2 separate regions of the Homo sapiens genome follow, and region 1 is linked to region 2. A link is a contact called in ENCODE Hi-C or POLR2A ChIA-PET data. All regions are on one chromosome and are shown on one strand. The core of a region is the stretch at or near the end of the contact, and the rest is flanking DNA. Distances in the headings are between cores, read along the strand shown. Region 1 has its middle 42 kb from the start of LINC02998. Region 2 has its middle 93 kb from the start of SNX18.

Region 1 (2,861 bases), core at 237-2,736, 180 kb before region 2:
ATATGTAACAAACCTGCACGTTGTGCACATGTACCCTAAAACTTAAAGTATAACAATAATAAAAGAAAAAAAAAGTCTGGTAGTACGACCCCATGTTAGTGCCTAAAATCAAAATTCTCTTTGAAGAGAGAATGTCTTGCCAATATCAGATGCTCTGTGTTTCTTCATTGAGAAGGGATGTATGCATGTGTGTAATGGTGAAATATTAGGAGGTTCCCTCTGCACCCACATTTGTTTCCATACGAGGAGTGATTTGTTGCTGCTGTTACTTAGCAGAATTGAGGTTCCCTATGGTTTTCTGATTATCTTCTAAGAGTGCAAGCTCAGTGAAGCTTGGACTCCTGAGAATTGATAGCCCCTTAGTGATACTGCAAGGGGTGGGCACCAGAAGAAGGGCAGAAGCCACCACTGCTTTCTCCAATAGGTTGTGGAGTCCTTGGTTAATAGTGAGATATCATCTGTATTCTGCCTTCACAAGCCACAAGCTCATAGAATTGTGTCTTTTGGGCCCAGAAATAACATTGTGGGTCATGCAACCCCTTGTCTTCTACAGATGAGGACATGGAAGTATGAAGGAGCAGAGAGTTTCCCCAGCTAGTCAGTGACAGAAGTGGCTCTGGACCCCTGAGCCTGGACTATCACTCAAGGGCTCTTTGTATTACTCTGCTCTTCTATTTGAAAAATTTCTTGAAACAGTTGCAATATTATGAGTGTATCACAGTGATTATTCCATGTGCTCCTCTAACACTTCCTGGCTTCCTTTGCATTTAAGTTGGAATCATGTGAGTATCCTGCCTTTGCACTATGAGCAGGAGTGGAGTGCATGTGTTCTTCAGGCCAGTGAGTTCAGATTGGTGTTCCTTCTGTACTCTTTATGTGCCCTGAAACAGAGACCTTAGGGACCAGGTGGAACTTATGGTAGAGCTACAAGACAGAGAAAGGCATCCCAACTCATATGAGACTTTAGGTGAACAAAAAATAAACCATTGCTGTTTTAAACCATTGGGACTTCAGGGGTTTGACCTTTATAGCAACTAGGATTCGCTACCCCAGGCCAATGGGCATCTACTTCTGGGCCAACATGCCTGAACAGGACATAACGAACAAAGTTTGGCAATGGCAGCTTGGCATCTGGAAAAAAACAACAGAAATGTGACACTCAGTTCTTGGACACTCCTTTCTCAACTAAAAAGCAGAAGGGCTGAGAGAAGACAAGAGTTTCAAGGTTGAGATGAGAATGGTAGTTGCTGGTTAAGTGTACCTCCCTACTCTTCTTCAGGAAGTCACGTTCCCACGGACACAGAGAAGGCTGGGTCAGGCAGCACTCACGTGTTCTATCTCAGTTCTCTCTCGACTTCCAGGGATGGGTTGTGGCCACATGCCTTTTCAGCCTGAGCCCAGCTGCATGACCCCTCCTTGCAAGAGTGCTAGGAACTGATAAGAGGAACTGACCCAATGCCACTTCTCTATGAAACCTCTGCTCCAGGCCCCACTTCATGTTCCCACCTGCCATAGGCCTGGAGGACCATGGGCCTGGTTCTGAACTGAGAACTTATACCACTTTCCCCTGATGGGTACAGCTGTGGCTCTAGACAGAAGCCTGAAAAAAGACAGAGGAAAGGCAGGGCATCCTCTCTACTGGGCTGTTGATTTTGTGGCTGTCACTGGGTGACTTTTGGCTCTGGGACCTCAAATTAATATGTGGATTGCTCTCCCCAGTGCTGAATTCTAGCCAGCTGGCTTTGTCCTTGCATTTCCTGGCACTGAGCCTGGCATGCCTACAGCAGCATGGCCCACTGATGGAGGGCTGGGTTGTCTGTGCCTTGCCTCTTCCGCTGCTGATGTCCTGTTTCAGAGAGACTCCCTGGTGGACATTCAGTGACACACATCCCGGTGTCAGCAGGTTCAAGGCCCAACTCTCACAGCCACACTTAACATGGCTTGAGATAAGGCTGGCTGTTTACGGTTGTGCTTAGTGGTTTCATTTCATGCAGACGTGGCAGAAGACAGGCTGTGATACAGCTGGAGGGGGCAGTCGGTGGTAGCTGATGATGTAGATAATGGGAGAAATTCTGATAAAGGGGCTGACCTTTTCCATTTTCACTAGTAATGACAGTCTTTGCTGCGTTCTGCAAGTATCAAAATGCAGGATGAGATTAGCAAATACAGTAAAGCCCAGCGATTTATGTGTAAAACCAAGGCAATATTGTGACAAATACTTGGTTTTCTTGACATTTCTCTTTTTAAAAAATCTAATGTATCTTAGTTACAAAATTAAAGCATAGAAAGAATAAGGTATTTTCTAATCCTAAGTCTCTCTAACAGATGAATTAACAGTTTGACATATGTTTTTCTATATCTTAATGCTTACCTATATCCATATATTTTTTAAAATGTGAGTGGGATCATACTATATATATGTGTATATGTGTATATATATGGTGTATATATGTATGTATATATATGGTATATATATGTATATATGGTATATATATATGTATGTATATATGGTATATATGTATGTGTATATATAGGTATATATATGTATGTGTATATATAGTGTATATATGTATATATTGGTCTGTAACTTCCATTTTTATTGTATTTTAATGTATTTGGACATTTTCCATGTCAATAGGATCTGCTTTATCTTTAAAAAAACCTACACAAGGTTTAACTCTGACGATGGCCCATGACTTATTTCTTAGTTCTTCATTGATAGTGTATTTTGTTCATTTTTTATTATGATAAATGCTACAATAAGCATCATTATACAGTATATTTTTTGCTAGGTGTGTTGGTGGTATAGTGGTAAGCATAGCTGCCTTCCAGTATATCTTTGTATATCTGTCTTATAATTT
Region 2 (2,993 bases), core at 493-2,992:
GTGTGGTGGCACGCACCTGTAGTCCCAGCTACTCTGGAGGCTGAGGCAAGAGAACCGCTTGAACCCGGGAGGCAGAGGTTGCAGTGAGCCAAGACCACGACATTGTACTCCCACCTGGGTGACAAAGTGAGACTCCATCTCAAAAAAAAAAAATAAAAAAAAATTCCCACCCTCTAAGAGGAAAATTGGAAAGAATCTACTCTTTAATTGCTCCTCTGCCAAAGCAATAACTTGAATGGTCCTTATTAGGAATAGCTCATTACTAACAATAATATTAACTATTATAACAACAAGTTATCGCTTGATCCCAGGAGTTCAAGATCAGTCTGGGCAATATAGTGAGACATCATCTCTACATTAAAGAATTTAAAAATTAGCCAGGCATGGTGAAGCACACTTGTAGTCCTAGCTACTTGGGAATCTGAGGCGGGAGGATCGCTTGAGTCCAGGAGTTTGAGGTTACAGTGAGTTATGATTGTGCTACTGCACTCCAGCCTGGAGTACAGAACAAGACCCTGTCTCTAATTAAAAAAAAAGAAGAAGAAGAAGAAGAAGAAAATTCCAGAATTCACAATGTGTTGCTCCAGGCACCCTGCCTCACCCCAACACTGTAAACATCCCCCCTCAAACCAGTCAAGTTGCTTCCCCATCATTTCCAGCCCCCACCCCCACTTCTCCTTTCTTTTACCAGATAAAGGCTTATGTGAGTGGCGTTTATGCTTTCAGGAATAAGCTAAAGTAGGTATAGACTGAAACCTCTTGGAAATATCTGGGGTTACCATTCCAGGCAAGTGAAAGACAAACTAGGAATCAGTAGACACGATTTCCTAGCTGGCATCCTCTTCTTCCTCCCCTTAAGTTGTTCCTGGAGAGGAAAATAATTTCTAGAACGTCATTCCAGACACCATTAGTCAGCAGGAGAATGGAATCTAGAAGGGGACCTGGAGGACAACAGAGAGCAGACTACCCTGGGACCCGCAGGGTGAAGTAGGAAACAAAGGCCCAAGGGATTTTTTTTTGACTGTAGAGTCAAAGTCATGTTCAGGAGACAGGGCATGGTGATTCTCTCTCTGGGTGGGGAAAGGACCATCTTGGGCATGCTTCCTACTGGGGCGGGTGAGGCCAGCAGGCTTAGGGCTACCTTGAAGATGTTCAAGAGACAGCAGAATGATCTTAAAAACCAGAAGGAAGTGATATGTTTAAAATATATCTCTCAGGGAAATGCGTCTATCTTATCAAGGGACTAGCAGCAGCCTGAGACTGACAGACTCCTCAGCAGGTCAAGCTCAGCACCTGGAAAGTAAGCAAAGATTATGGGGCAAACACCCATAAGGAGGAGATTTTTAAAAAGCAGAGGTTGAATGAACTGAATTTACATAGGATGATCCTTAAATATTCAGTCTGTTCTGTTCTGGATTAGGGTAGAGGGTGACCATAGAAATCAACCAAAACATTTGTAAACGTAGCCAATAGATGATTCTGTATTTTCCTAAAGAATCAGACAATGTTAGGGAAATTTGGATGTCTGATTAAGGGTAACTTCTCAAGGACTAATGTCAGGCTACTAACTGACTGTGCTCTTAACGAGCTTGTATCTATATGTTCCCCTCAGCCAGGGCTGCAACAAGGGTTAACCCCCTCCCTGTTACACCCTCCTAATTACTTCAACACCACAACAGGATGTGAAAGTATCTCAGGGACCACATTCTTCTGCTGGCAGAGGAAGAGCTGACTAATAAACATTCGTGGTTATTTAACACACTCCAACAAATAACACACCAAAGCAATAACATTATGCAAATAATCTCTTTGGTTATTTGCCTGATCAGGTTATTTGCCTGATTATTTGCAAAAGAAAATATGGCCAAGAGGGGAAGCATCTGAATCTCCAATCTTGGCTGAGCGGAAAACTCTGCTTGTAAATCACTCTCCATCTGCCCTGCAGAGTGGCCAGCCCAGGATGCTGTGTAGGGGTGGATTCAAGTCTCACCATAGTTACAGAAATCACTTGCTTAAGCTTCTGCTAACTGCTCCCAACCTCCATTCCTTTGTGTGTAAAGTCGGAGCAATGTAGCGACATGTTCAGTGGTGTGAGGTTTGGTAAACCACGGAGTGCTATACACACATTAGACTGAAGCTCTTGACAGATGTGACACAAGGGTGGTGTCACATCATTCAGATACCTACCTAAGTCATACTGTATTACTGTGTGTGTTAGTCTGTTCTTGCATTGCTATAAGGAAATACCTGAGACTGGGTAATTTATAAAGAAAAGAGGTTTCATTTGCTCACGGTTCTGCAGGTTATACAGGAAGCATGGTGCTGGCATCTGCTCAGCTTCTGGGAAGCCTCATGAAGCTTACAGTCATGGAGGAAGGCGAAGGGAAAGCAGGCATGTCACATGGTGAAAGTAGGAGTAAGGAAGACAGAGAGAGAGAGGAGGGGAGGTGCCACACACTTTTAAATGACCAGATCTCACGAGAATTCACTCACTATTCCAAGGACAGTACCAAGCAGATGATGCTAAACCATTCATGTGAAATCTACTCCCATGATCCAATCACCTCCCACCACGCTCCACCTCCCACCACGCTCCACCTCCAATGTGGGGGATTACATTTCAATATGAGATTTGGGCAGGGACAAACATCCAAACTATATCACCACGGCATGGCAATTTATTGACATATTGGCTCACGTTTGTCTTCCCTATACTTCTTTCTTTTCAATTTCAAGGAGGTAGCCAAATCCTTGGCATTTTTTTTATCTCAGCCCTTTTGCAGGGTGGGACAAATAGAAGGATTTGAGGCTTTTTCAGTTTTTTATGAAAATTAAGCTTTAGGGGGCTGAGGTGGGAGATCACTTGAGGCCAGAAGTTGGAGGCCAGCCTGAGCAACATAGCAAGACTCTGACTCTAAAAATAAGATATTATAAATAAATAAGTAAATAAATAGAAAATGAATACCATCATAGAGATTGCGGATGACGTCCCC

Evidence for each region. Hi-C counts contacts between places; a loop is a spot of excess contacts on that map. ChIA-PET counts read pairs that join two places held with the same protein, here RNA polymerase II (POLR2A). Pooled maps may share reads with other maps.
Region 1: a map with no recorded cell type shows a loop between it and region 2 (12-fold over the local background). The contact joins two enhancer-like sites. A Hi-C loop is called at or near these places in 1 of 168 maps with a recorded cell type or tissue (naive thymus-derived CD4-positive, alpha-beta T cell), 2 of 37 single-sample maps with no recorded cell type and 9 of 50 pooled maps. POLR2A ChIA-PET finds 5 or more read pairs at or near these places in 4 of 52 experiments (B cell, activated CD4-positive, alpha-beta memory T cell and activated naive CD4-positive, alpha-beta T cell).

What each region holds. Positions count from the first base shown.
Region 1 is chr5:54,784,941-54,787,801 of GRCh38, reverse strand. No RefSeq gene overlaps it. Among named protein-coding and RNA genes, the nearest start is that of LINC02998, 42 kb to the right of the region's middle. Within about 2 kb of position 1,486, at least 8 of the 41 ENCODE cell types and tissues checked have a DNase peak (open chromatin) inside an H3K27ac peak, as active enhancers do; they include B cell, where a contact is called at or near this core.
Region 2 is chr5:54,609,425-54,612,417 of GRCh38, reverse strand. It overlaps a transcript of SNX18 not described here. Among named protein-coding and RNA genes, the nearest start is that of SNX18, 93 kb to the right of the region's middle. Within about 2 kb of position 1,742, at least 5 of the 41 ENCODE cell types and tissues checked have a DNase peak (open chromatin) inside an H3K27ac peak, as active enhancers do; they include B cell, where a contact is called at or near this core.